Regions from separate parts of the Homo sapiens genome. Here region 1 is linked to region 2. The links are chromatin loops, found by intact Hi-C in ENCODE. Cell type or tissue: OCI-LY7. All regions are shown on one strand. Links, peaks and the distances in the headings refer to the core of each region. The heading gives the core; the rest is flanking DNA.

Region 1 (15,291 bases), core at 6,157-11,156, 310 kb before region 2:
CTTAGCTTTCTGTTACTTTCTGAATTAGGAAAGATCTGATATTATTTACACTCGTGCCTGTTAACTCTCCCAGGTGCTGTCCAAGCCTTTTATCTCAAATTGTGGACTGAAAAGCTTTATCTCTGGTTTAAGGCTTCAAGTCCTGGCCAGTAGACTAAGGAGATATTTAGGGGCACAGAGAAGCCTTCCTGAAGTTCCTGAAATAAGAGCATTCTCGGGCTGCCCTCCTCCATGGTTCCTGGCTGACCACTTGTCTTCTGCCTCGGGGTTGGAAGCCTGGGATGAGGACTCCAGGCTCTCGTCTCGGAGCCCTTCCTTCTCCTGTTACTGGGATTCTCCTCAGCTCACTGCCTTCTCCCTTTTGGTCACTGCTGCCCGACTCCTGACCCAGCAGCCCGGGGATTTTCAGTGTGTGTCTCCGTGTGTGTGTTTGTGTGTGTGTGCACGTGCGCTTCCATCCCTGAGCTCACTAGAGAGGCATAGGGCAGCATGAACACTCACGGAGAACGAATGCTCATGAGAAGCGTGTGGTAAACTCAAAGTTTTTCCATTTGGCACAGTTGAGGAGTAACGTTTAAATCTTCTTCTTAATTAACATTTATGAGTGATCCTGACAGTGATTAAAGAAATATAGGAAAGCTCTCAACATATGTGTATGTCAATTATATGTACTGGGGGAAGAAGAAAGATGAGGAAAAATGAAATACTTGAATGATCTGCTTTAGAATTGTGTACATTTGTGTCTAAGTACCATGTCATGAATAATAGTGCTAAGAGTACTTAAGAAGATGAACAGATCACCTTTTATCAGTTTTATGACAGGAGTCAAGTTGGTGCACTGCACATGTGTGCTTAGTTCCAGCCTGTCTGCTCACAACCAGGAACCACACAAAAAGAGTTAACATTAGTCATGGTAAGCTTAGCAAGCAGATACACTTCAAAATTTTTTCTCCTTGAAGCTTTTTAAAGCCAATTTCAGGAAGATATATACTGAAAAACTCAAAGGAGAGGTGACGGTTGGGAAGCCAAGAAATAATTTTTTACTCTAAGAATATTCTAGAACCCAGTAGTACCTGAAAAATCTCTCAAATACATCCTCCTTTGCTGCCCTTTTGGAAAGATTAAAGCATATCTGGTGACACCAGTAGGTGTCATCTGATGGGTTCTTGCTGCCTGGCGCTGTGTGAATTATAAATGAACCATATGGAACCACTTTATATTAAGTAACTTACGTGTTCCAGTGATAGTTATTTAGGTTGTAATCTTCTCAGAATCTGTTGTTAATGACTGGTTTGTTTTCACCTGAGGTTGTTAATGCTCCAAAGCCTATTGTTAACAGTGCCAGAGGTAGGGGTGTGTGTGTGTGTGTGTGTGTGTGTGTGTTCATAGAAGGATGTTACTGTGGACCATATGTAATGGGCTGATAGCTTTTATTTTTTTGCCTTAGAGTCCAGACATGGTGCTCTGGAATAGCCGTTGTAGGGATTATGTTTATTTGTCCTGCATGAATGCCAATTTTCGGTTTGTGCAAGGAAGGGATGTGTCTGGAAACACTTGGAGTACTGGATGGCCTCTCCATGTGATTGGCCTTTGGAGACCGCCCATTGCCTCAGGATAAAGTCCAAGTGCTGTTGCATGGCCTGGAGGGTGGCCGTGGTGTGTTCCTCCCTCCTCCCCAGCAGGGTCATTTCTCCCTCTCACACCCCACCACACTGAGCCACTGGCAGTGCCCTGATCACACTGGCTGTTTATGCTTCCCTGCCTTTGCGCAGGGGATCCCTGGCCCGGAAAGTGCTCAACCCCATCTTGTCAATTTGGCTTCAGCATCACTTGGTCTCTGAGCGCCTCCTGATCCCCTCTGCCTCCTCCTCCTGTGCCTGCTAGGCTGTGCTCCTCTCTGTCAATACCATGGCACGTTTTAGACTTTTTGTTCACCCACTGTCATCGTATCAGCTAGGGTCTCTGTAGGAAACAGACACCTCATGGGAGGGGGTACTTGAGAAGATTGAATGAGGGGATTGTTTACAGAGGTGTAGACAGGGTTAAAGGTTCAGCAAGGAAGGATGAAGCTCCTCAGGGTTATCAGCAATGCTAAGCAGGCTAACCACCCCTAGGCCTGAGGGGCAAGAGGAGGGAGCAGGTACTGAAATTCAGCTGTTGTGGAGGTTCCCAACTGGACCTGTGGCCGAGGAGGAGTGAGGCCCAGCAAGCAGGGGCATCACTGCCTCAACTTCTCTCTTCCCACCTTCTCTTGATAGTGTCTTCCATTGGCCAAGCCCAACCGGAAACCAGGAGACCATTCTAGGGAGGTCAGTCTTGCAAGGCACAAGCAGGGAGGAAAAGAGCAGATGATGGTTCTGGAGGGTCAAGCAGAAAGTAACTAGCACACCCACATTCTCTTGTGGGAGTGTAGGCTCAGTAAGGGCACTAGCCATGTCATTCCAGTATTCCCAGGGCCCATCATAGTGGGGTGCTGGGACTAGGGCTTAGTTGCCCTCCCCAGTCCTCATCAACACCTCCTAGCCACCACAAATAAATACACCATCTAAGCCAAAACTGAGTGCTTGTATAGCTTTGAAACAAATCCTCAGCCCCCTGCCTGTTCCCACTTAGAAGGGTGCTGCTCCTAAGCCCCTGTTTTATATAAATTCTGGAGCCCCCACCTACTTAGCTCAATGCCTGATTCAAAGTTTGTGTGTATGGCCAGGTGCAACGGCTCATGCCTGTAATCCCAGCACTTTGGGAGGCCTAGGTGAGTGGATCATCTGAGGTCAGGAGTTTGAAACCAGCCTGGCCAACATGGCGAAACCTCATCTCTACTAAAAATATAAAAATTAGCTGGGTGTGGTGGCGCATGCCTGTAATCCCAGCTAGTTGGGAGGCTGAGGAAGGAGAAGCGTTTGAACCCAGGAGGCAAGTTTGCAATGAGCCGAGATCGTGCCACTGCACTCCAGCCTTGACAACAGAGTGAGACTGTGTCACACACACACAAAACAAAAACAAACAGCCCCAAAAAACCACACACACACAAAGTTTGTGTTCAGTGTATACTTGATGGAATGAATGAATGGATAGATGAGTGAGACAATGAATGAATGAGAACATACATTGTGTGAAGAAACACTGAGAGGAAGGTGTGAGGCAGGTCAGCTTCTCATTCTTTGGTTCCCTTTCATATTCATAAGGTACTGGAGGTACTGGATATAAGTCGCAGGAAAGTCGGCCTTTCCTATCTCTTTGGTTTGCTGTTGACTTCCAGCACAGTGTCTGCACCAAGTAGGCACTCAACAAGTATATGTCACGTAAATGAATCTGGATGTTAAGTCATGAACCTGGATGGTTTCTTCTTTAGTGGTCTACTCTGAGGTTCACCAGTGTGTAAAGTCTTGGGCTACCATCTCTGTTTTGGGACCTAGGACCATTTTGGTATTTTTCCCAAGTAGAGAAATCTGTGGCCGCCCTTCCTATTTATTCTTTTGATTTCTGGAACTTAGATGTCTGAATAGAGGACTCGATGTTTGTTCCTTTTATTTTATAAAGGAAGTAGGGGAGGAAATAGGACTCTAAGACCTTGGCGGAAAAGAGAAGGGAAGCAGATGAAGAGGAGCTCCCAGGTGAAGGAGGGTGGAACCCTGATTCCTAAATGGGAACAGGTTTGTTCGGACTCACACACTGAGCAGCTCTGTGTTTCTTCTTGCTCTTCCATGCTCACAAAGGTCTGTGATTTTAGGAGGAGGTGTTGAGGGACCCTGGAAGAAAGATAAAGGGTAGGGTCAGAGGAATAAATATCAGCCAATCCCTGAATAATTGTCACCTTAAAAGGCTGTACCTAGACAGGGTTTGTGGTCTTGAAGGAGCCAGTTTCTTATGTTCAAGCTTCTTGGTCTCTTCTTGGTCCATGTGGATTTAACTTGGATGGAATCCCTCTGGCTACCAGTTTGCCTTGGCCAGAAGGAGAAGGGCTCCTCCTAGCCTCCTCCTCTGCTGCTTCAGCCCTGCTGGGCACTGAGCAATTTCACAGGGCGGTGTTAAGGATCAGGGTGTGGAGAGTAGGAAATTAGTAATGACTGGACTGGGTGAGGGTGACTCTTGTAATTTTAAAGAAATGTTTAAAAATTAATCGGTTCTCTGCTCTGCAGCTTTAAAAAAGTCAAGATGGAGAATTTCCCACTGTGACGCCTTTTATTTCTGGAAAGTTGAGTCATTTAATGATGATTTGAATATCAACAGTTCATTGGCCCATCTTTCCCCAGATAGCTCCCGAAAATGCGCTCTCCTCCAGAGAAGGACACTTTTCATTCCTTTAGTTTTCTGGCAACTCAAGTATAGCCTGGCCTCCTGTGTTTCCCCAGACCATTATCGGAGTTGTACTGACCAAATGGGAGTGGGTTTTCACTTGTACCCACTGCTCCTGTTTAAGTCTTCCTTGGACCAACTGTGGGTAGGTGTAAAGCAGGCATGGCTGTGACTTCCACATTGGATGGAGGCTTGATTGATTCGATGTGATTCCTTGGGTTTTCTTGGGGTTGTACTAAGGACTTGTGTGCCCAGGAGGACACAAGGCTAAAGATGGACTTGGTGCACTGATACATGGTTCAGTTAGGAACAGATAGTGGAGGAGCTCCTAAGACATTTACCTAAGATATTCTAAGGGAAATCGTAGACTCTTATTTCCTTTGTTATTTAGGGAGTAGTTGGTGGAGATGTAGGTGGTACCAGTGATGCCATTTCTCTTGTAGGAGCATTTGCTGAGTCAAAGTATCTATTTCCTCTGGAGGGTCCTTGAATTTAAGAGCTTCCAGTACCAGTAGATTGAAGATTTAGTCTGATTATAATTTTTTCCTTGGGTCTCAGAACATTAAGAGTATTCGAAGACCTGGTTCTCTTGTTTCCTCATTAATTTTGGTCCTGGATGGTGCAGGGGTTGGACTGACCTATTAAGTCTCCTTTTCCCCCATCCATGAGCAGTAAGTCTGTCATGGGGATCAGCAAACTCTTTTTTTTTATGTGTGTAAAGGGTCCAGATAGTAAATATTTTAGGCTTTCAGGGATCAGGATGCAATATTGAGGATTTTGTGTAGGTATTTAACATAACAAGAGAGAAAACATTTACGGAGAATTTTTACTGATGAAATTCAAAATATAATGACAATTATTGAGTACAGTTTTTTAAAATACACATTTGCTAATGAGAAGAATGGATTTTGTTTCAGGGGGCATAACATTTTGCTGAATTGGAGTACAAAGTTACTGTTTTCTATTATCAAGTCAGTTATAGATGTTTGTCAGTAAAAACCATTCTTAGTTCTCAGGTAAGAGAAAAACAGATGGCAGACCTGATGTGGACTGCATGCTATAGTTTGCCAACCCCTAGTCAGTAGCATAGCTCTGGTGATGTTAGTTTTGGTGTGGAAAGTGTAAGGACGTGGTATGGCCCAGGACCCCATGTTGCTCTTTGAATGGCTGGGAAGGTGTTTGAATGCCACAACACTGGAATTTTGTGTATTTAATAAATAGTGGTAGAGAGGCCAGGCAATAGAAATACAGAAGTGAGCAGGATGGTCAAGGTCAATGCCCTGGGAGAGCTTACATTCTAAGAGAGATGATAAGTGAATATAAAATTTGATTCCAGGTGGGGGAGGGGTGTTTAAAGGATGTCTCTCTGGGAGGTGATATTTGGATAGAGATCTGAACTAAGGGAGGGAATGGTCGCCAGAACTTTAGGTGAGGCAGCAGCAGAGGCAACATCTTGAGATAGGAGAAAGCTTGATAAGTGTGAACCTCCAGGAAGTGCAGGTGAGAGCAGAGAGGGTGTGATGAGGAAGGGGGTGGGAGAGGAGTTTGAGGAGAGAGGCAGGGGCCAGATACAAGGAGCCTGGGAGCTTGTATTAATACAAAGGAGCATGCGATGGGATGTTGTTGGAAGGATTCGAGCAGCCAGAGAATGATGCAGTATGATTAACTGTTGGAGAAGATCTCTCTAGCTGCTGGGCAGAGTAGACTCTAGAAGGCAAGAGTGGAAGTGGTTTTATGGGGCCACAAAACTGAGTGTTGAAAATAAAGATAGTCTGAAAAATGTGGAGTCTGTGACCAGCATATTTTTAAGATTGTCTTCTGTGTCATAAGTCAGGATCCTTCTGGTTTCAAATAACCCAACTCAAAGGAACCCAACCAGAAAGGAGAATACCTTGGCCCACATAACTGTAAAGTCCAGGAGTTTTCCTGGTTTTGTCACAGCTGGTCCCAGGGCTCCGGTGATGTCACCATGGCTCTCTCTGTCCCTCATCTCTCCTCTCTCCTTTTCTCTGTGGGTTGGCCTCATTCACTCCTTTTGCACGTAAATGTTTTCCATGAGTTGGTGAAGTGGCCGTCAGGATTCTGGATGCACATAGGAGCTTGGCAGCTCCCATGGAAATAGTACTGCTTTCTTTCAGCATCTGCATATCACTGTCAGGAAAGTTCCCTGATTGGCCTTGCTTAGGTCACAGGTCCAGCCCTTGGACCAGTCTGTGATGGATAGTCCCTTGGAACTGGGTAGGTTCCCTGAAGACAGGGGTGCTGAACAGACACAACAGTGTATGTCCAGCTTTGGTCTGTCCTCTTTGGTCTCCCTTATTTTTCTCTTCCTTTTCTGCCTCAGACCTTTCTGTTAGGGATGCGTGCCAAAACTCAAGTGGAACTGGTGTCTTTACCCTCAAAACACAGACTCCTGAATTATAATCACATGCTGATTTTCGTGGTTACCACTGATCATGACCACATGATTCTTTTGCTCTGAGGGTTGGGCCAAACCCCCTCCCTTGTTCTGGCAATGCTATTTTGAGAGGCCATGGGGGCAGGCAGGGCCTGGCGGGTTCCAGACTCTGGCTCACCTTTTAATAACTTGCTCTGTGACCCTGGATGTGCCATTTAACCTTTCTGAGACTTAGTTTCTGAGCTGGGTGCATCAACTAAGATATCCATCAAATACTTTGGAAGATGTAAAGTGGCATTTAGATGACATAGGCTATGTTTCCCAGGCTAGGACATGGGCTATGTTTCCCAGGCTAGAGTGCGATGGCACAATCTCAGCTCCCTGCAACCTCTGCCTCCCGGGTTCAAGCAATTCTCCCTGCCCCAGCCTCCCAAGTAACTGGGATTACAGGCACCCACCCCCACGCCCAGCTAATTTTTTCTGTTTTTAGTAGAGTTGGGTTTTCGCCACGTTGGCCAGGCTGGTCCCGAACTCCTGACCTCAGGTGATCTGCCCGCCTCAGCCTCCCAAAGTGCTGGGATTACAGGCTTGAGCCACCGTGCCTGGCCAGTCTTTTTTAATCTTTTGCTTAGGAAAGAGAGTGACGGGGAAAGAAAGGTTTAATTCTGGACCTTACTACCCACACATACCAGATCTCCCCTCTTTGCATAACTTCTTTTTTGGCGGGCATGTTTCTTCATTTTTATCTTCTTGATAACTTTGATGCCCTGGTTGGACTCTTAAGCAGATTATCCTTGGGTGGGGACGTCAGCAGGGAGAACCACCCCAGACTAAGACAAGTTGTGTTTTGTCTGTCAGCCAAAAGCACTCTTAGCAATCCGACATAGACATCATTTTAGATGTACAGAGAAGAAAGAACAACACAGTATTGATAAGATTTCAGCAAGATCCCCCCTCCCCCAAAGACGAAAACACACAAAACTTAATGCATTGCTCTGTAATGCCTTGGTTCCTAGTTTCCTAATTAGGCCTGTGGTTTAGCAGAGTGCACCATCTCAATACACAGATGGTTTTTATGTAAAAAAATTTTTTTCAAATGTTAATTTCCAGTGACTGATGTTTTATGCCTAAATCATTTTCCATTGTTTATATTTGATAAGAACTGTATTTGAACTGCTCCTTTATAAGTTGGAGTCTTTTGTAATGGGATTTAACTTACTGGTTTTACAGGTGTATGAAAATGTTAAGCCGTGTATTGTATTTGAGAGTTTGAAAATTCTTCGTTGCAGCTAATTTAAGAAAAAAAAAATTAAACAGGTGATTAGCAGCTGCTTTCGGTTTTGAATGTCCTCGCTTTGGGGTTTTGTGTTTGCTTATTCGTGTGCAAATTGGTGTGGTTATTTTGGACCGGTTGAGACGCTCCAACATTGCACCTCCCAGGCCAGCTGCCCAGGGCCCATTCAGTAGACCCTTCCCCGCTTCTCGGGGCTGATTTGTTCTCATCTTGTGTGCTCGAGAGCTTGCTCTCTCCTTAATGATTCAGGCCTTCCTGAGAAAACAAAGCAGCTCTGGCCCCGTTTCTCCTTGAGGACAGCCTTGTTCACTGCCACAAAGACCCTGCTTTCTCCCCAAGCAGAGGAACTGCCTCTCGGGGCAGCCAAGAACCACAGACCCAGGCGGCTGCAGCTCCTACTTCTGAACTTCTGGTCTCCCGAGTGACAGCTTCTGCATGGTCTTAAGCTCCAGGACCCCCAAGGCCACCCAGAGTCAGAGTCCACCGCCGGTGGGAAAAACAACATTAGGAAGTGGGTGGTGTGGTGTAGAAGGGGCTGCTTAGAGCTTCTGGCCTTCGGAGCTGGATCCAGCCACTTGAGCTTCATTCGGCAGCACACAGACACCTCCCCTCCCTCCTGCTCTGCCCCAGACCTTGTGCTTTCTTGGCACCGCTGGGTCGTGCCTGCTCAGACCTGGTCAGTGTGCTTGCCAGGGCGAGGAGAGCTTTGCATAGGCCGCTGCTGCTTACTTATTAACGATGACGCTGGTGGGAGCTGCGCCACCAGCTCCCTATCCAGGCCTTTGTGGTTGCATCCTGTTCACATAAAGGTGAAATCATGACCTGCCCGACTTGATTTTTCAGTTGAGGGGCTTTTGTGTATGTGTCGTTCTTGATCCAGTAAGAGGATTGTGCTTTCATTCACAAAGATTTGATCAGTAAATAGGAAGAGAAAATACTCAAGGGAGAAATGCTTAGTGTTCCGATTAATACATTAATCTTTTTTTTTGATGAGCTGAAGGTGCTCTGTTGTTTCTCTTGACTGAGTCTTTGCCCTTACCTTTGACCTTAGTGACTTGATCATCCAGCCAGGATCTCTGTACAGCCCCATCTCCTTTCTGAGGTCTTGTGGTCACACACATGCTTTCCTGCTTCTGTCTTGAATGATACTCAGTGAACCCCACAGCTTTGGGGGCTGCTATTTGAGGCACCACACTTGGCAGGCTTGGCTCCCACGGGGAGTTGCAAAGCTTGCAGTTATAGACCTTGGCAACTATTTGCCCTTAAAGAAAAGCATCAGTGAAAAGTTGAGGGCAGAGGGAAGAAGAGAAAGATCTTCGTGGGTTTTTCTGTGTGTGTGGGGGGGTGTGTGTGTGTGTGTGTGTGTGTTTATGGACAGCATTTGTACCTGTAAAACCAGAATGACTCCTTCAGGCATTTTTTCTCCTGGGTGGTTGCATTCATGGGCTGAAGCTGGCTCTTCTGAAGATTGCAATGATATTTAAGGTTAAGGGCTTGCCAGGTAACACCTTGAATGACTCAAGGCTCTGAGGCCAGGCTGCGTCCATTTGAAGGAAGGAAGCATCTTTTTCTGATTCATGCAAAGGCATCTTATGGACTAATGGTCATCCTAGAAAGTCATCACTAGTACAAGGATCTTTTGGAAAAGTGAGATTGGAGAAGGTTGAGTATGAAAGTGATGTATTAGAAAGGTGAATATGGGATGTGAGATCCTAGTCATTAGCGTTTGGAGGGGGCCTTGGAGGTTTGTTAGATCAAAGCTTTCATTGTGCAAATGAAATGGCCCAGTGAGGTTAAAAGAGGGAAGGTCACACAAATTCCATGAAAACCATAAGTACAAGGTTTGAGGAAAATAATTTTAGGACAAATAAAAGAAGTGCTGATTTTCATTGCACTTCTAACAGTTTTATAGAAGTGTCTGTACCTAAAGTGTTGTACATGTTAAAATGTAAATATGGTCAAGAAGATTGTAGGTGAAATCGAAGATGATATGTTGCTAGGGCCCAGCCCTAGCAACGTATCATCTTTTGAGGAGTGTTCCTCATACTTTGAGATTGGTTTTATAGAGGGCTGTTCCTTATACTTTGCGATTGGTTTTATAGAGGGCAACTCTGTTCACCCACAAAAGTCTCTTGATGCCATTGCTGGCCAGAACTTGGGTGGGAGAATGGGAACTGTTCAGCAGAGCAGGTGAACAGGTGGTCCTGCCATCCCAGTGGCAGGGGCCCCTTCCTTTCTCCCGCCACTCCCGGAGGAATGACCCTGCATCTTATGCACTCTCTCCGATTCCCCAAATCCCCTAGGTCCCACTGCTTGGGTTTGGGGAGTGGGGCACATCTCTGCTGAGAGCCAGCCCATCAAGCTGTCTGGGTCTCATGGTGGCATATCTTTGTTCCAACTCAATATGGGCATTTTAATCTTTATTTATTTTTAAAATTTAATTTTATTGAATTCAGCTTTAATATTATTGAATTCAGCTACAAGGGAGATAGAATAGGGTGATTGATAGTTAAGAGCATGGGTCTTAAAGTCAGAAAGACAAAGGCTCCAAGTCCAGTTACCAACTTCTGTAATTCTGTAATTCTGGGGGGCGGACTTACCTGTCTGAGTCTTAGTTTCTTCAACTATAAAATGGATGTCCCAGTACTGCCTCCCTGCCAAGGTTGTCTGAGTGAGTCCTCAATAAAAGCTGGTAGTGAGATTAATAGCACTTGATGGCAAAGTTTGTACCCAGTCATGGGTAGGGGAATTGCATCTGCCATCCAGTGGCTGAGGTCAAGTGATGACACCCCAAACTATAGGATCCTGGCAGCTACAGCAGGCATTGCTGCTTCCCTTTCGGAAATCCCAATTGTTGAGGCCCTGGCTGAAGCCCTGTCGAGCCCTTGGTGACCCCACTACCATTTCCTTTATGGTTGGCTTACTCTGCTTTCTTTTGCAATGAATATAGTTTAAAATTTCTTTATGAGTGTTCTCCTATTTGCTGCCTTAGCCTGTCACCCACTATGCTGAGCTCCCCACCCCTCGTGATGCCACTCAGCACCTTTATTTGTGATGTGGGGTATTCTGGGAAACTCTTCACAGGCAACTCAGGGAGCCTGGCCCTCCATCTTATCTCTTAGGAAATCCTCAGGTGTCCCAGGGTTTGGCACCAGAGAAGTGCTGTAGACCCTGTTTTCCAGAAAGCTCCGTGCCTTCACGTGTGGTGAGGGAGTGGCTGCCCAGAGCAGGCGAGGAGGCACTGGGGGTTGCACCCATGTTTTATTATGATGGGGGCTTCAGAAGCCAGATGTCTGCAGCTACTTGGAGCAAGCCTGGGTCTTCCTTAGACTGCAGTTTTAGGACTTAAGGAAGGAGCTGGGCTGCTGCCACATGCTCGTGCTTGTGTGTTTAATTTGTTTATTGGTGGATTTTCTACCCTGCCTCACATCAGAAAGGGCTTGAGGCCCAGGGGTATAATAGGTGAAACTTTTTCTCTTGAACAGTTTTGCCTTTTCCTAACTTCTCCGAGCCTCTGATCTCTAGGAGAGGCTAGTCAGCCCTTGGTTTAGGGGCTCTCCCTTGCTGAGTAGGGTTTTGGCTTTGTTGGGGCTGTCCAAGGGCTCCAGGTTCCACTTTTAGCTGCACAGCTGACTTGTCTCTTGTCCCCAGATGCTCTCCTGGCCCGTGAGGGCCATAGCATCTCAACTCATTTAATCTGGTAGCACTGAGGTGGGCAGTGTTTCTGAGTGTTTTGTGTGAACCCATGAAGAGAAAATGTTAGAACTAGGCTTTATGCCCATGGAGTGATTCTTCTACAGTTTCTTAGTTCTATTAAATTTTAAAAATATCTTATTGCTTCCACAGAAGAGAAATTTTTAGAATATGGGAAGAGCGAATATAACATTTTGTTCAATATTAAAAGTTAATTTAAGACAGAACCAGAGGCCAAGACAAGTGTCTTCTCTTTTCTTCATTTGGTGATATAATTGACCCTTTGTACCTGCGTACAACTTAATATTCATTCAGCAGAGGCTAATTATGGGATGCGTAGATGCCACATGGTTAAGGTGAAGATGCAGATTTCTGTGTGAGCTGCTTAATTCTGACGGTTATAACTTGTCCATAAAATTTGCTATGGATTGTAACAAGTGGAATATTAACTCGGAATATGGGGAGGTCAGGAGTATCTCCCATCTGCTTCCTTTCTGAAGGGATCCTAGCTGAACTGAGTGGGGGGTATGTTGTGCACAGTTAATATGTTGTTGACACTTGAACAACTCAAGGGTTACGGCCCCCCTGCACAGTTGAAAATCTGCGTATAACTTTTGAGTACCCCAAAATGTAACTACTTAACCTATCATCAACTAGAGCCTACTGATAACATCAACAGTTGATTACACATGCTTTATATATGTATTATATACTGCATTTTTACAATAAAGTAAGCTAGACAAAAGAAAATGTTAAGAAAATCATGGCTGAGTGCAGTAGCTCATGCTTGTAAACCCAGTACTTTGGAAGGCCAAGGCGGGCAGATGGACTGAGCTCAGAAGTTCGAGACAGCCTGGATAACATGGTGAAACCCTGTCTTTACAAAAAATAAAAAAAAAAAAATTAGCCTGGGCATGGTGGCTCATGCCTGTAGTCCCAGCTACTCAGGATACTGAGGTGGGAGGATGACTTGAACCCAGGATGCAGAGGTTACATTGAGGCAAGATCATGCCACTGCACTCAAGCCTGGGTGACAGAGCAAGACCTTGTCTCAAAAAAAAAAAAAAAAAGGAAAATCATAAGGAAGAGAAAATATATTTACTATTCTTTAAGTGGAAGTGGATCATCATAAAGGACTTCAGACTTGTTATCTTCACATTGAGTGGGCTGATGAGAAGGAAGAAGAGGGATGGTTTTGCTGTCTCAGGGGTGCAGAGGTGGAAGAAAATCCACATATAAGTGGACCCACATGGTTTACACTTGTGTTGTTCAAGGTTTGACTGTACGTTCTGAGCCCAAAATTGGAACACATGCCCTAAGGCCCTGTCCTGGATCATTTTATATATGTGTATGGTCAGGCTTACAAAGATAGAAAAATGGAATTCCATTTTCTTACATATTTCTACAAATTATTTTGGTCAAAATCTAGAAAATACATAAAACTGAGGTCTCCTGGAAAAGCCAGAATTTATCTCTGGGATTGGGATAATTGGCTATTAGGAAAGGGGTCTACCTTGTTGGCCTGTGGTCTTGACTTTTCCTTCTGGAACTGAGAATATGTGAATGGCTCGTGGAACTGCACGGAACCCAGTGGTGGGCAGTATCTTTGTAAACAAAATGAGGTTGGCTTTCAATGGCCAGGGAATGAATGTGGAACCAAATTGCAGTTTGTAGAAACAGAGCTGGGCTCAGACATTTAAATTAAACGTATATTTCTATTTGCACTTCCATTTTGTTCGGTAATAGTGTTGGATATGGGAAATCTTGTCTTTGTTTATATTTGAGGGAACTGCAGCCTTCATTTCCTAAACGGAAGATCCTGTGGCATTCCTGCAATGGAAGCTCACCAGATGATCAGAAAAGGGAGAGATGGCGAAGTAACTTGTCTCTGGTTACCCTCCCATTGTGGAAATTAATATCTGACCCAATTCTGTTTGCCCAGTGAGTTTATGGCTTGCTAAGTGGCTGTTGTAATGATCCGTCAACTGTTGCAACAGCATTTTCTAACAATTTTATTTTACAGTTCTGAAGTTTTAGTCCATAAATTTTTTGAACTTAAGGCTTTGAGTTGGAGGAGCCATGTGGTTCTAGGGGGGAAAAAAGTGCCAGATTTATTCTTTATGTCTGTGAGCTGTGCCTTCCCCCCATTCTTTTCCCTCTTTACATGCCACCCCTCTGATATTTTCTACTTGAAAAAAAAATTCATACTAAAGTGCTTGTCTTTGTATAATGCTACTCATAGAATATTTGTATGAAAAAAGAGTCAGGAGATGCGATGTTCAACCCAAGTGCATGAATTATGATTATAAAGTTTCCATTTAAAAATGAAGGCTGTTGGAACCCTTACGTGTTGCTGATGGAAATATAAAATGGTGTAGCCACTGTACAAAGCACTGTGGTAGTTTCTCAAAAAATTAAACATAGATTTATTGTGTGGTCAGCAGTTCTACTTCTGGTTATATACATGAGAGATTTGGAGGCAGGGACTTGAACAGACATGTGTATACCCACATACATTGCAGCATTATTCACAATAGCCAAAAGGTGGAAACAACCCAAATGTCCATTGATACACGAATGGATAAACAAAATGTGATAGACATATGATTAAATAGTATTCAGCCTTGAAAAGGAAGGCAATTCCGATAGATGCTACAATGTGGATGGACCTTGAAGACGTGCTAAGTGAAATCAGCCTGTTACAAAAGGAGATTATGGCTCCTCCTATATGAGGTTCCTAGAGCAGTCAAATCCATAGAGCTCCCCACCCCTTATGACATCACTCAGCAACTTTATTTATTAGGTCACAAGGGGGTGGGGAGCTCTGTGACAAAAAGAGCTCTGTGACAGAAAGAGTGGCGATTTTATGTTATGGATATTTTACCACTGTAAAAACATAATAGGCTGGGCATGGTAGCTCACGTCTATAATCCCAGCCCTTTGGGAGGCTGAAGTGGGCAGATCACTTGAGGTCAGGAGTTCGAGACCAGCATGGCCAACACGGAGAAACCCTGTCTCTACTAAAAAGTAAAGAAATTAGCTGGGTGTGGTGGCGCACGCCTGTAATCCCAGCTACTCAGGAGGCTGAGGGATGAGAATTGCTTGAGCCTGGGAGGCAGGGGTTGTAGTGAGCCGAATTGGCACCACTGCACTCCAGCCTGGGCAACAGAGTGAGATTCTGTCTGAAACAACAACAGCAGCAGCAACAACAACAACAACAAACAACAACAACAACAACAAACAACAACAACAACAAAACATAATAAATGAAGGCTGATGGGAAGCCTTATGTGGGTGGGGTTAATGTCTCTCTTAAGCCAGACAGGTGAGAACTGCCCTCTAGATGTCCTTTGAAAATATAGCACTGCCCAGGCTGGTCTGTCAATATTAGCCAGCTAACGTGGTCCTTAGGTCCCAGGCCACTTCCCAGGTAAGGGGCTCCATCCCCGTGCTGACCTGCATTTTCCTTCTAGGTGGGGATTTCAGGTCTAGAAGCAGCTCCCACCTGAAACCTATGTTCTTGGTTGCTTTATGTGATAATTATTGTGTTCTATTTTAAGCCACTCCTCTGAGTTTGGTAACCGTCTGGGATTCTGTTTTGTTAGCCCTC
Region 2 (15,291 bases), core at 5,885-10,884:
CATTTGATGCCTGCGTGCCTGTGGCAGAGGCTTGTGTAGCCGGGAAAGGCACCCCAGCCCCGCTCGCCCCTCTTTCGGGAAGTTATTTCTGACTATATCCTGGAGAGGGTGGGCTTCTGACCTTGGGGAGAAGAGGAGAGGCTCAGTGTGACAGACATAGGATCCAGGATGTCCTGGAGTCCGGGTCCGTCACTGACTCAGGTGGAAAGGTGGCGGCAGCGTCACCATCCTTCAGAGAAAAGACAGACACACAGCAGCAAAGCAGACACTATGGACCGGTGTCAGAGGAAACCCCTAGTCCAGTTTTGCTGTGTCCTTCTGTGTTTTCTGGCTTTTGATTGATCAGCTCCAGGTGTGTAAAATAGTCGTTAAGTCTTCAATGGAGGTAGCCCCCAAGACTCCAGTGACTCCCCTCCCATCTGGCTTAAAGGGCACATTCCGTTCAGGCTTGGAAATGATCTGCTGGAGGTTTACACTGTGTTCAGGGTTGTCCCCGTGGCTCCCCATGCCCTGGCCTTCGAAGTTAAAGCAGCTGAGAGGCTTGCTTTCTATTCCTTCTCCCTCCTAGGGGGAGAGGTTGCCTTGTTGATTACTCCAGTGAGGATGATTAACAGCTTAAAAAAAAAAATAGAGGCAGCATAAGAGCATAGAAGGCAGAGTAGGGAATCAGAAGACTTGGTTCCAGGCCTGCTTCCACCTCTACTAAACGAGGAATTCAGACTAAAGGGTCCTTGGGAGCCATTTCAGCTCTACAGCTCTGTTTTGCTGCTGTTTCCAAAGCTGGAAATCCCTTTTCCTTGGAGATAGGAACAGGGACAGTGACAGTGCCTTAAGATCTGAGAGAACAGGCCGGGCACGGTGACTCACGCCTGTAATCCCAGCACTTTGGGAGGCCGAGGCGGCTGATCACTTGAGGCCAGGAGTTTGAGACCAGCCTGGCCAACATGGTGAAACCCCATCTCTACTAAAAATACAAAAATCAGCCAGGTGTGGCGGTGTGTGCCTGTAGTCTCAGCTACTGGGGAGACTGAGGCAGGAGAATTACTTGAACCCGGGAGGCCCAGGTTGCAGTGAGCTGAGAGTGCGCCACTGCACTCCAGCCTGGGTGACATAGCAAGACTCCCTCTCAAAAAAGGGGAAAAAAAAAGAAAAAAGATCTGAGAGAAGTGAGTGGAGAGAAAGCCAAGAGGTTCCAGGTGATAGGAAACTTCGTGGGAATTTGAAAACAGCCATGAATTGTTTAATGCATGAAGGCAATGGGAGGGACAGAAGCGGTTCCAGAACTGTGTATCATTTTACACATCTGTCCTCAGACTTCCATCCTTGGGTGTGGTTGATTAAATCTCTTAGGGTTTGATTCTGTGTGGATGGTATTCATGAATAATAGTGGACCTGTTAATAGCTGCTGTCAATGAGCAAATCAACCCAGAGATTGTGGCCAGTTCAGTGGCTCTTGAACTTTGCTGCTGTTCCTAATAGGAACTTTGATCCTGTTAGGATCACCTGGGGAGTTTTTAAACTGTGCAGTGGCCAGGCTGCATCACAGACCCATCAAACCAGAATCTAGCAGGGTGAGCCTCAGGCAGGCCCAGTGTGTAACACGGGGCTCAAGTATCATCATGTTCTTGCTGGATGTAAAGCTCCATAACATCTTTGTGGCTGTCACTGGTACCCCAGCCTCCTCTAACTGGGAGGTGGGGAGGTGGGGCTGGGATCTCTAGCCTGCTGCTGTGGAGCCCACGGCTCTCCAGCCTCCATTAGTCTTCCCAGCAGGGTCAGGAAGGCCACCCTCCAGGGTGGACCAAGGGGTTTTTGTCCTCATAGAGGGACCCTCCTGTCTCTCTCGAGGACAGGCCAGTCCTGGCTGAGATTAAGGGCATGTACCAGTAGAACTAGCAGCCTGCAGCAACTGTAAACAGAGAAGCAGCCGCCCTCCTTGACTGACCAATGGGAGCCTTTTGGTAAGGTCGGAGTTTGTTTGTTATTAAAGACCTAATTAGAAACATGAGAGGGAGCTGAATGGCTCTGTGCTTGGCTAATTAGTGACATGTATGCGCCTGCTTTGAACTTCAAGGACACAGAACTATTAGTGCTTACATCAAAAATGGATTAAACTCCTGTGCTTTTATAATTATTAAAAAGGAGCTACTCAAGTGGAAAGTCTTTTGTGTGGGTCCTCAAGGGGCTGCCCCTGGGATAACTTCCCCACCCCACCCTGCCCCCTGCCTGCTAGAGCCCCAGCAGTGAGTTTTCTATTAGATATGATTGGGCAGTAAATACCGTTCAGCCCTAGGGTGTGCCAGCTCCCAAAAGGACTTGGCTCTCAGCAGAATGGAGTGGTCTTTTAGGACTGAGATCAGCTCTCTGGGTGGCCCCCTGGGTCCAGGCACTTTCCTGGGGTGGGGGAGGGGAGTTCTAGCGAGGGCCCAGGGTTAACCAGGGCTTACTTTCCCTCTGGCAGTGCCCTCTCTGCTTCCACGCTGACCCCACCAGTACTGCAAGTCTGCTTATTCTTTGGGCTGTGGCGTAGTGGAGGGTGGCCTAGTCCTCAGGAGAGAGGCAGTCCTGTATCTCTTGGGGCAGTCAGATCCTGACCTCAGGGAACCCCCACCGTGATGGAAGAGATGTTTCCACTGCCAGGGAGCTCCCAATTTGGAAAGGCAACAGGGTCCAAGCCCTTAGGAGCTTCTACTCCAAGGCTGGAGAATCTATTCTGTGTCCTTGAATTTGCAGTTTCTCTGGGGCAAAGAAAGATCCAAGTAAACAGAGGAAACCTTGTCAAAGTGTGATTCCAGAAGGGACAACTGAGCAGCATGATTTAAAAAGCATGTGCCTTCAAGTTAGAGCCAGATTTGGTCCTGTCTGAGACACTGTGTGGCATTGGACACATTTCCTAGCTGTTCAAACCCTTGGTCTTCTTATCTGTAACAGGGGTTACACAGCTGCTCTTACAAGATGTTCGGAGCATGAAAAAAGATCGTGTGAAACACCTACCAACATGCCTGGCAACACAGTAGGGGCTCATAAGTATGAGTTCCCTTTCCAGCCTCACACCTGCAGAAGCTACAGCTTCTAGAACTTTGTGCTTCTTGCCTCATTGGTTTTCACCTCCAGGCCCTGTTTTGTCCCTACCAGTATCAGGCCTAACAGGGGCAGAGTGATATCTAATTCTTACATAGCTTTTCATCATGATTGAGAAGACTACATTAGGCTGCCTCGTAAGTCTGTGGTCCCAGCCTTGGATTTCACAGTGTTTTCTTTTAGCAGCAGTCTGTCATGCAGAAACTGGGCCTGCAGTGAGTGCAATCACTTATAAGACACAAGCAAGGATCTGAGCCTCCTGGCAGGTAGCAGGCAGGGAGGTAGCTTTCAGGTTGGGAATTGGTGCCTGAGCACACCACAGAGCAGCAACATGAGAGGGTGGCTGGCGACATGTGGGGAAAAGCCAAACTGACTTCTTTTTTGAAAAAAAGAGACGAGTGTGCTTCAAAGACAGAGGCAGTCAATGGATCAAAGCAAAGCAAGGGACATTTTCAGGACTGAACTAGGAGAAACTTGGAGCCACCAAACTGTAAGAGACAGTAGGGAGTTGTCTCCGGGCAGCAAGCTCCCTGTCTATTTCCTGTGGAGTCTCAGACCTGGGAGGGCTGGATGAGGAAGCAAAGGCTCTGGTATCACCCAACAGGGGCCACCTCTCTGCCTTTTCTCTGCTGAGTGGTGATGGTGGCATCTCGCCTCCCCAGGGCTGCGTGCCCAGCTGCTGGGTGGTTCAATGCAGCATGGCATGGGTGCTGCAGGTTCCGGGGAGCCTCCTTGTCTGTTATTCCTTGCAAATTCTAACCTGTGTGGGCCTGGAGTCTGAAGCCAATTAATTTAAGGAAGAGGCAGCAGGATGTTAGTGTTAAAACACCGCCTGCTTCAGCCAAACCATAAACATTTGTCTCCCGGGTTGGTTTTCCCTCCTCTTCTGAAGCGCTTTAGAGACTCAGGGTAAGGTGTTGTTGAAGCATCCGTTCACGGTGGAGAGGGATCAGGAACACCATCCTGCGTTTGAGACTCGAAGCCTGGTCTGGTGAAGCCTGGCAGATAGTTCACACAAGCAGGACAAGCCCCGTGCCAATGCCAGGCAGGAGTGATATCCAGTCACCGCACAGGGCCCCAGTGACTGCCTCATGGCCTTTCCCTTCCCGGGGCCCTCCGCACTTGCCTCCTGGAAACCTGCAAACAAGCCCAGTCCCTCAGGGCCCTTGGGGGTTGAGAGAAATGAGAACTGACCTCGGCTCCAGAAAGTTCTTTCCTTGGCCTCATGACAAAAGCCTGGTTTCTCTGGCCACAAGGCCACAGCCCATTCAAGGCTGCTCCATCCCCAGAATTTACACCATGAGCAGACAGCAGTCAACTGCTAACCACCATCCTCCCTCACCCACCTTCCCAACCCGCCAGTCCAGAACCCACCCAGCCTGGCCTTGGGGCTTGAGATACACTTACAGACTCAGATCAGGGCTGATAATAAAAACACACCAGGAGGGCCAGGCACAGTGGCTCAGGCCTGTAATCCCAGCACTTTGGGAGGCTGAGGCGGGTGGATCACCTGAGGTCAGGAGTTCGAGACCAACCTGGCCAACATGGTGAAACCCTGTCTCTACTAAAAATACAAAAATTAGCCAGATTTGATGCCGCACACCTGTAATCCCAGGTACTCAGAAGGCTGAGGCAGGAAAACCACTTGAACCCAGGAGGCAGAGGTTGCAGTGAGTCGAGATTACACCACTGCACTGTTGAGATTATATCTCAACAGCAAATGCATGGTCCTAGCCACAAAGCCTTTCTCAGGTCGGTTCTGGGTGTTTGGAACTTTTTCCTTACACCAATCCGAATGGTAGTGTGCTTCCCCAGCTTTACCACTGACATGTTATATGAGAGTTTTAGAACTGGCTAATAGTGATATTATCTCCTGAGGGTTTTGGGGGAGTGTGACTTGACCAGAAGCCAAGATCTTTCTACAAAATAATTCACAAGTGTTAAGTGCTAATGTCCATCAGTTCCCTACTTGAGACAGGCCAACATTAACCAGTAGACATTATCAGCACCAACCTCAGTGGTCTGAATCAGGTTAAGTTTTGAGAACAAGCAGAAACTACAACTTATCATAAGACTGGCGCCATTGTCACTGACATTTGGAATGTCTGTGTGATGCTGGCTGCCCTGTCAGCCCAGTGCATGCACAGACAACTCACCATGTGTCCCGTGCAGTGTGTAAGAGGAGCCAGGGGACTCCAGATACATCAAGACTAGCATGATGTTGACACCAGGCTGCGTTTGTACCTCTCAGTAATATATCTGTTTGTATATGCAGACAGTGAAAAAGAAATCCCATCACATTGCTCTCTTAATCCTCCCCCAGTTTTAAAGTATTTTCCCCCTTCCCTTCTGAAATAGCCTGAATTTCAGCAGAGCTTTAAAAACTACATTGTGTATAAAATTGATTGTCCCTGCATCTGGGTCCCTGAACTGATTTGATTTTAACTTAGCATGTCATACAATTTTCCCAGGTTGGACATCATTGCCGATCTTCTCTACCAGTCTCTCCTACCTCCAGGCTAAGCTCTAGAAGGAAAGCTTGAGCCAAGGATTGCTGGGACATAGCTGGCCGGGCAGACTCCTGAAGTATAATCCTACCTTGCTCTGCTCAAGACATGCCAATTCATAACCGAGTATTCTCCTTCCATTATCAGAAATAGATTTTGTCTTTTCATGCTGACCTTTCCCATTTGACCATCTGCAATTATTTACAGTGGGCACTGCTTTCAGAGGACACATGAAGGAAACTGCAGAATGGGGTCCCCAATTCTGTTCCCCAGGAAGGCCTTTGGCTGCCCAGTTGCTGAAATTCAGAGCCCTCCAGTAAAGAGTGGCTGGCTGTTCAGAGGGACTGATGCAGGCCCTCACTGTTGACAGCCAACTGGCATTGTGGACCCAGTGTCCACTGAGGAATGGCAGAAAGTTGCTCTTACTCTTTGGAGAATATGCCCTCTGACTAGGAACATAGAGTTCCCTGAGAGCCCTGAGAGTTCCCCAACTGCCTGGAGGAGTTTCTTGCTAATAGGGGAGACAGAGTCCTACGACTATGGAGTTTTAAATCAAGGCAGATATAAGCATGATATAGACAAGATGAAGGTAGAGGTGTGTGTTGGAGAGTGTGATAACTTTATTTAGTTTCTTTAAATTTCTCTGAAACAAAAACTCCTAAAATTCAGTGTGATGGATTAACACAGCCTCTGCCCTCATAGATTATCACACAGGCTATGACCTCTCCTGCTCTCAGTCCTCCGTCCTTTCGGGACTAGGGGTTGGGAATGGAGGCCGTGACACCAGTCAGCCCAAATCCCTTCTGAATTGGACTTGGCAAAGGTGGGCCCTCCATTGCATTTGCCTCCCCGAGCCACACGCACAGGCTGGGCAGGGAAGAGTCTCTCTCCCGGAAATGTACCAGGGGCCACTGCGGTCTTCTGCCTGAAATGAAACCTGGCAGCAGCAGATAATTCACAAAGCAGATGACTGAAATTGTCTTGAGGGCTGGCCCTGGCCTTTGCGGAAATGTGAGACCCACCACACCAGGAGCTGGGTCTAGGGCTGGAACTTGGTGGGCCCCTGGCTTGTTCCAAGTATGTGAACTGAGCTCATCTGGAAAAGATTTTGTAAACATTTGCTTTCTCTGAATCGGTAATAATTCAATTTTCAGGCCTTAGAGCCAGAGGTGCCCCCCTCATTGACCTGGCTCTAGCTTTTTGCCTCAGGTCCAGTGACATCACTTAGGGACAACACAGAAATTATTGGACTAGACTTCCATACCTTTTCTAGACCCACAGTGAGGCTGTTCTGACTACCACCACTTCCCTACCCTCCATGCCTAATTCCACTCTCAGCCCAGCCCCTTGTCACTGCAGTTGGGCAGAGCCACATGCTGGCCAGACAGCAGGCATCTCTCCCGTCTTGCTTTAGAACCCTAAGGGAAAGGTGCCCAGTAGCTTTGGGTCCAACCCTTACAGGTGAGAGTCTAAGCCTGCAGCATCTGTCTCTGTTAAGATCTCCAGGATAAGATTCTTGGGCTTTCCTAGGTCAGCCATCAGAGTATTTTATTGATGGGCAGGAAGTTTCTCCTTTTATCCAATGTGAAATACCACCAACTTTCATTCAAGTGCATCTCCTCTTGCCGTCCTCGGTGAGATCGGTGTCCTTGCTTTTCTGGTCCCCATTCCCAGGAGTCCTTTCTTCAGGCCCAAGATGATTAAATGCACCAAATGGATAAATTGGGTTTTTTGTCAATCACCTCCTGATTCATATGGCAAGTGAATTGCATTTTCCTATGTCAGATTTTCCTAAATCTGCATGTGGTACCTGCCTTATTGGCCTCTGCATACATAACTATTTCAGAAATAGGGTGTATTTGTTTTAAACTTGACAAGTTACAGAGCTCTGTCTCTTTTTCATTCTTGAAGCAGTCCCATGAGTCAGATTGAATAAGGAAAGCATCACTCACTTGCTACAGATGAGGACTTGGGCTTGTGAGTGGCTTCTTAGCCCAAGGCACCTGACTGTAAGAGCAGAGCTGGGGTCACAGTCAGGTCTTCTGCCTCTGAGTCCAGTACTCCCTTTCCTTACATCATTGCTGCCTCTCTGTGGGTGCCACCTTGACTGGGAAAGCCCAGAGGATATTGGAGAGTGAGGATGAGGGGCAAAGAGGAACCTGCCATGGATGCTGCTGATGAAATGAACCTGATCACCGCAATGAGCCCCCAAACTGCCATCCTAGAGCAGGGCTTGTCCCAAGCCACTTAATGCTCATAGCTCCTGCTGCAAAAATGCCAAGACGTTTGCAAGACGTTGTCCTCTTCTGGGACAGGAGTCATAATATCCAATTTATAAACCTCAGCACTGTTTATTTATTCAACAAAGTGTGCTCCCTGTCCCCGCCCCCTCACACGCACACCCTAGCTGAGCAGTAGACAAGGTGCCCTTGCCCACTAAGAGCCATGTCCCATCCTCTCTTCCCAAGCTGATCCTGGTATATGGGACCAATTCTGGCCCCCCAAAATAAGTCTCCGTGCCTGGGGAAAGGCACCGTTCGCTTAGAAGGATCACTGAGAATTGACTGGAGAATGACTTCCACAGAAAGCACCCTCAGGTGAGAGATTTGGCTTCATGCCTTCCCCCACCCCCCAACCCCACTCCCCACCTCTCCTCTTAGAGGGAGACGGGTTCTCAAATGACCCCCTTTCCTGCGTAGCCAGCCAGTGTTCAGTTTGTGGAGTTACGCTGAGTTTGCAAAAGAAGAAAATTGCTTTGTCCCTAATGCCTTCCCACTGTCAGACAGCAGGAACAGCTACTGACAAGTTTATGTGCCGAGTGGCAGTCCCCATTCTCTCCTAAGCAGCCAGAGCCGTTGCTTTTTATGAGTCTTCTCAAAGATGCATGGGTTTCCAGATGGCTCGTTCGGGGACTTTAACATGCTTTCTGGAGCCTGGTTCTTCTGCTCACAGAGACAGACAGAGAGAAGTGTCGACTGTGGAAAATAGAGGCTCCTCTCTTCCATGCGCCCAGCCCTCAGGGGTGCGGGTTCCACTGCCCAGAAGCCTAGCTAGAGGCGGGACCAGCCAGAACTGGGTGCTTATTGCCTGCTGGCTGCGCCCTCTAGTGGGGACCCAGCAGCCCTGTCTTTCACCCCTGGCTGGGGGACATCTGCAAGGTGACTTTGAGCTGAGGCTCCGGCACCGTGATGAGCAAGTGCGTAATAAAACGGGACTTGGGATTTGAAAGCTGCATTCTAATACAGTGTCTTCTCCACGGTGATTTTAGTGTCATTTGATGGAGGAGGACTGAGCAAGGAGGGGTAATATAGACCTAAGATGAGCTGCTTATTGTGAAATTCCCTTCAGGCCGACTCAGAAACCACAGGCCTCCCCACACACAGGAATGGGAGCGGTTGCCAAGGATGGGCATAATACCAACAGCCCTTTTGTCTTCTATCTAAGCCTGCAGAAGGGGGTATTTCTGAACAGCACCCTTCTGTGGGCATGCTACATCCTGTCTCCGAGGCTGCTTCTGCTGGCTAGATTAGTCTCTAGGTGGCTCTCCTGCTGGAAGAAACGGAAACCTAAACCTGCCTCTCCCCACCCATTAGTTAGGTGGGCCTGCCCAACACCTTCCTGGGTTCACATCCGGCCAGACAAGAAAGAAGCCAAAAAACTTTCCGTCTACCACTGCGCCTCCTCATGCCCACCCCATCCTATTAGCCTAAAATGGAACGGGCTAATTAGTTTATTTGTATAGGGAGGGGTTTCAGCTGCCTGGACAAAACCAGGAGTCCACTGTCCAAGCTTCTTCTGTTTTCCTGAGCTCAGAAGAAAAAAAGTGTGTTAGACTAAGATAATACCGCCTTTTGAATATCTCGGCTTCATATTTGCCTCCATGAGTGAGAGGGCCAAGTGTTATCTGCAAGTTGAATCTTCTATATTCAAAAATCTCCATCCCTTTTTTCTGCCAGCGCATTCCCAGATCAGCCGTTCACTTGCTCTAAGCCTCTATAATTTATTTTTTTCTTTTCTCTTTAACCTGCTCTTTCCATTGGCCAGTTTATTCATTTCTCAGCTACAGCTTCAGAGGGGCTCACCTTCGGGCTTCCCGCCCCAAGGGCATCTGGAGGCTTCAGTTCTGTTTTCTCTGCTGAGTCAGGAGCCAGGCCCAGCTTGATTTGGTCTCCCGTGTATCTTTGTGTCTCTGTCTCAGTCTCCTGCTAGTGTGCCTTGGGTGCCTCATCAATCTCTTCCCATCCCTGTGACAAGTGGGTGAAAATCAATCCACTTCTGGCTCTTCCAGGCCCACCAGAACTGAGGGCCTCAAATCACAGGCCCCTGGGAAAGGGAGGGGCCAAAGCCAGGAGTGACCCCACCTGCATCGATGTTCTTTGCCTCTGCCATTGAAGGCAACTGGTCATAGGGCAGAGGGGGAGAAGCCAAGGGAGGCAGAAGGGAGAAGTGATTGTTGCAAGGAGCAGCCCTCTGGAGCCAAAGATGTGAAAGTGTGACTCTCAGAATGTCTGGTTCTTTAAGACGGGTTAGCCGTAGCCCAAAGGTAGCCAGCCCAGACTCACCTTGAGGCTTAAAAATCAGTAAGAACTTCCTTTAACAATTAAAAAAATATTGTTTTCCATTTTGGAAAAGAAAATAAAGTTTAAACTACTAAGGAGAAATAAAGGTGAGACAAAATTAACCTGGTTAACTGGTTGACAGGCTGCGGCCCTCATTAGGGTCAGAATGATGGGATTGGGGGGGCCGAGGCAGTGTCACCTTCCGCTGCCCCCCGATCTGCAACCCCACCACTCTCTGGATTTGTGCGTGTCAAGTCCACTCTCTCTGTAGCAAAGGTACATCCTGAGCCTGCTGTTCTCACTCTGGAGTTGACATTGCAGGATAACCAAGAGAAAGCAGGTGTTTTGGTCAGCTATGGTTTAGCTATGAATTGGTTCAGTCGGTATGTTCTGCATTCATACTTCTTTGTCTTTTTTTTTTTTAAACAAAAGGAAAAAAAGTTTAAATCCCCCCTTTCCTTCTCCTGCAGGAGGTGAGTGTGTGGGTGTCCTGTAGAACCATTGGCTTCCACCCCAGCTCTGGCCCCAGCCTCCAGGTTTACCATTCCCCCCCATCCCTCCCTCCATCCCCTTCTCTCCACCCCAAAAGGAAACTCTCTGCCGCCATCATTACTGTTATGTCAAGATGCCCAAACTCTCCATAACATATCCCATCCTCCGACCACGTTCAGTATTGATGACTTTCATTCAGTGTTATGAATGGGAAGGGCGGGAAGGGAGGGAGTAGCCAGTGGGGAGGGGCGGGTGGTGGGGGTGGGATGGAGAATGGAGATCTTTTTTGTCTTTTTTAAAAAAAAAAACAAAACAAATTTGTCATTTAATGGATCCAAAAACCAAAAAGAAAAAGTGAAACACACACACAAAAAAAGATCAAAAATCCCCTCTGCAAAGATTTTTTTTTTCCTGGACACAAATTGCTTTGTTTCCTGTCACGTTTTAATATCAATATTAACACAATGTGTAGTCTAAAACTAGTTCCTTTGTAGTTTGCATGGGATGTGAATGCTGTCTCAACGTGCCCAGATCTAGAAGACTGCATGAGCATCAATTCAGATGTGAAAAAAAAACTCTCTCTCTCTCTCTCTCTCTTCCATATATATCTCTATTTCTATTGTGATAATTTGGTGGGCAGTGAAGCACCTCCGGTTGGTTGCCGTAGTGTGTTGAATGATTGTTTTTTTATTCTCTATATTTTTGGAGCTCCAAGCTTCTTAGTAGTAGCCTGGGCTGAGTATTCTTGAGTCCCTGCTGATGTTTTCGCATGGCCTTGGTTGAGTGTTAGAAGTTGGGCCTCAGCTGTTTTTCTCAAGTGTTTGGCTTGTAATGACCGGTGCATGCCTGGCTTCTGGCCTCATACCCAGCTCTATTCTCTGCACACCAGTCCTGAATAGCTACAGTGCTCAACCGAATTTTGGCGCGCCCGCTTCCCCGGCAGGCTCCAACCCGGCGCGGCCCGGAGGCTTCCCGGGGGCCAACAGCCCAGGACCTGTCGCCGATCTCTACGGCCCTGCCAGCCAGGACTCCGGAGTGGGGAATTACATAAGTGCGGCCAGCCCACAGCCGGGCTCGGGCTTCGGCCACGGCATAGCTGTAAGTACCTGCCTTCCCCTGCCCTCCTGCCTCCTCCTTCCTGACCAGCTCCTTGTGGCCTGTGGGTGTGCCAGGAAAGCCCAACATCGGGGGCAGAGGAGAGGACAGAGGGTCCCCATCAACATCACACCAGCTCCTGAGGGCTGAAGCCTCCGTCGTCTTAGAGGTGTCCTGGGTGCCTCTCGTGTGGCTGTGTGATGGAGCAGAAGGAGCATGGGCAGGTCCGGTTCAGATCACCACTCCATCACCTTCACACAGTGCATCCTTGAGCCACTTCGATAACCCGTCTGAATCTCATTTCCCTGGCTGCAAAACCAGAATCTCTATGCTTTCCTCAAAAGATTGTGGGAGGATTATTCGAAACAGTGTCCCACGCTGGCACGTAATAGGGCCTCAGTAGTGGCCACCTTCCTTGATCCCCGCTTTCTGGACACTGTCATGTGGGCTGGGACCTGAGAGCTGGGAAATGTCCCAGCTCCCCACCAGAGTAGCAGCCTTAGTCAATAGAGCCCCTGATCTAAGGTCCAGTGGCAGCGCTGGAGCCCGGGAGGTGGTGTGGGGATCCAAGCCCTCTCCCAGGCAGTTTCCTTTGCTAATGTTTCTTACAGTTTCCAGGTTCCAAGTAAGTTCCCATTTGCGTTCCTTAGCTGCAGCCTCCACCCCTTGAAGGCCAGATGCATTTGATATTTGTAATGCTCTGTGGTTCTATAATCTGACTAATCCAGGCAATGGAAATTTGCTTAACAGATTTGCATGCTGTTTTCAGATTGTGTTGTTCTTCTCCCTCCCGGTGTGTGTGAGCATGAATGTGCCTGAGCCCACTTGCTCGCTGTCCCTTCCATTTTGGAAACAGAAAATTGGCCAACCTTTGCCCTAGCCAGCCTCAGCATTTTGGAGGCAGTTTGGTTTTGAGCTAAGATGGGTGCGTCTGCAGTCCCAGGCCACGTTCCTGTCAGACTCCGCTTCTGAGTGACAGCTGGCAAGCCCTGACTTGGGGGCCACGCTGCGGAGAACAAAACATGTGCAGACAGTCTAGGGCACCAAGGTGGCCTCATTCATGCCCCCTGGCATTGGGAGCTCCTCCCTCATACACACACTCACACGCACGCATGCATGCACACACGCACACAGACATGCACGCACACGCACGCACACACGCACACACAGGCGCACACACGCCTGCCAGCCCTACTTGTGCAGGATGGGTCCTTGTTCAGCTCCGCTCCCAAGCCAGTATCACTTAAGTCAGTAGTCTGATGAATCTAATCCCTTCGGATCAACTGTGGTACCAAATCCAGAATAATATTATTCACCTGAGAGCTGCTCAATTTAGGGGACCGTCTATCACCACTTATAACACAACTTATTTCCATATTCAGCATCCAGAAACACAGACCCAATTTGTTCTTGAAAACCGGGGTCTTTTGACCTGTGGGCTGTGATGTTTTTCTGAAATAACCAGAAAGCATCCCAGTTTGTCTGCACTGGGATTTCTTCTCCCCAGCTAGAGCCGTTGGGACTGCGGACAGAGACTTATCTTTGCACTCTGGGGTTCAGGGCAACATGCCCATCACTGGGGGCACAAACCCCCGTTTCCCACCATCCACCCACGCCTCTGAATCTGGCTTTTGGTTTCCCCCGGGGTAAGCAGATAGGCTTGGTAGGGGCGGAGGGAGTGGGGACTAGGGATTTGGAGCTGAGGAGGATGTCATCCTGGCCCCTCATGGCACGGTGTCTCAGAATTACATATTCATGCTGGCAACCACAGAACTAGTCCTAGAGATAATTTCCTTTCCCAGAATATGACAATCTGTTCCCATGTATAGCACACTGATGACCTTAACAATTGTGCAATTTTAGGGACCTTTGATTGCAACGGCCTTTACAAATGGATACCATTGAGCAGGTGCTTTCGTTGCCATCTCACTCTGAGGTATTACCGTCTCTGCCATGTGTCTCTGCCCTGCCGGTGTGTCCGTACATGTATGTCCACAGGTCATACATGCACGTGCGTGCCCCTGTCTCATCACATCCACATCTCTCTCTCCTCTTTCTGGACCCCTTTTCAGGAGGGTGGGGGCAAAAGCAAATCCAGTCGTTTAATCTCTCATCTCTTCCTCCAGCTTTTAATCATGACCCCCACCTTTTTGACTCTCTCTCTTTTTTTCTTGATTTGGTTCTTTGGATTCTTTTTCTGTATCTTCCCCACCCTTCATCTTTCTCTGTCTTGAAATACAATCAAGAGTGTGGGAAACTGGAAGGAGATCTCGTGCTGTGCCCGTCCCAGGGGGATAGAGGCAGGGAAGCATTGGGCTTCTGCTAGGCCTGGAAGCAGGGATGGGGGCCAGGGCCACCCACTCCTGGAGGTCCTTTGAGCTGGCCCTGTGGGTTGCTGGGCCCCTTCAGCTCCCCAGGCCTTGCTGGGGCTCAGCCAATGGGGTTCATGCAGTCAAACAGCCAGACTCCATCTTTTAGTGAAAAGAAAACGTTTTTGCCAGTAACTACTGAGTAATTATCCAGATTACTGCACGAAAAGCAAATTAAATTAACGACATCACCTGTGTAACATGGATTTGGATCCCTGCCAGTTTCCTAACCTTTTAAACTGAGCTCAAGTTAATTAAACATTTTTTCAATCACTTTGATGGGGATATGGGGGAGGACGGAAGAGAGGAGAGGGAGGTTGGGGCAGTGAGGAAGCCCCTTGCCACACACTCCTTTGGAAATGAGTATCTGTCCTTCTTGGGAAGAACACCAGCAAGGGAGAGGGGTTGTCCTTGTGAAAGCGCTAGATGTGTACTGTGTTAGCACGTTAAGTTTGTGAGGTTGGAACATGGATCTGTCTCTGGAAAAGAGAGGGTGACAGCTGAGGCCAGGGAATGGATTCCACTCGGAAAATCCCACAGAGGCACCAAAGCCTTTCAATCTTGGAGTTGGGATGTAGGAGAAGCAAGGCTGGAGATGAACTGGCCACTTTGGGCTTGCACTTCATTGGATGCCTCTCTCGTAGAGAGGGATTGCTCCTGGCTCCTGAGTCGGACCAGGTGGAGAACTGGGTTGAGTTGAGCTCCATAAATCTCTTGGATTTCTCTAATGTTGCTGCTAAGGGATCACCTCAACTAACGCAACTGCCTCTCTTAACCAAATAAACCATGTGTGTGAATTCTCCCACCCCTCGCCTCCACTTCCCCTTGAGCACTGACCCAGCCATTGCTGGCCAGAGCCAGAGGCCACTAACAGTTTGAAGGAAAGCTACTTGCTACTAATTAAGCTGGGTTTGGGGACCCAGAGGAAGTAAGGTTTCTCTGAGAACAGGGACAACTGGTATCACCAAGAACTCTGGAGACTGAAGATGGCTCCAGCCCTTTGTGGAGTCAGATGAAGAGGGGGTTAAACAACTACCAGGCACAGCAGACCCTTGAAAGGCCAGACACTGGGGCTGCCTGTGCTCCCTCCCTCCCTCCCCTGGAAGAGAAGGAGTGGTGCAGGGCTTCCTGCCCACAGCTCCATATAACCCCAAGGCCACTAAAGCCTTTCCATAGGGGTGGGGTGGG

Evidence for each region. A loop is a pair of places that touch in the nucleus more often than their neighbours do. Peaks named below come from ENCODE experiments on the same cell type or tissue, not always from the same donor. Only the 100,000 strongest peaks of a DNase experiment are listed, where the experiment ranks them.
Region 1: a loop joins it to region 2, with 9 times the contacts of the local background. A loop is called at or near these places in 2 of 110 quality-filtered maps.

What each region holds. Positions count from the first base shown.
Region 1 is chr17:57,348,873-57,364,163 of GRCh38, forward strand. The region is part of intron 5 of MSI2 (musashi RNA binding protein 2); the gene reads left to right. Among named protein-coding and RNA genes, the nearest start is that of MSI2, 100 kb to the left of the region's middle. RefSeq lists an enhancer at 6,080-6,129 and a silencer at 15,242-15,291. In OCI-LY7, for the core only: no CTCF peak of the experiment used is centred there; DNase peaks (open chromatin) are centred at 7,729, 8,089, 8,729, 9,139 and 2 weaker places; H3K4me3 peaks cover 4,159 bases; H3K27ac peaks cover 5,000 bases.
Region 2 is chr17:57,663,390-57,678,680 of GRCh38, forward strand. MSI2 (musashi RNA binding protein 2) reads left to right here. Exons shown (of 14, transcript NM_138962.4): 12 at 11,583-11,737; 13 at 13,598-13,670. The coding sequence ends at 13,639. Among named protein-coding and RNA genes, the nearest start is that of MSI2-AS1, 63 kb to the left of the region's middle. RefSeq lists enhancers at 1,044-1,650, 12,823-13,322 and a silencer at 12,485-12,554. In OCI-LY7, for the core only: CTCF peaks have their summits at 8,709 (motif pointing left) and 8,913; DNase peaks (open chromatin) are centred at 8,692 and 9,132; H3K4me3 peaks cover 405 bases; H3K27ac peaks cover 779 bases.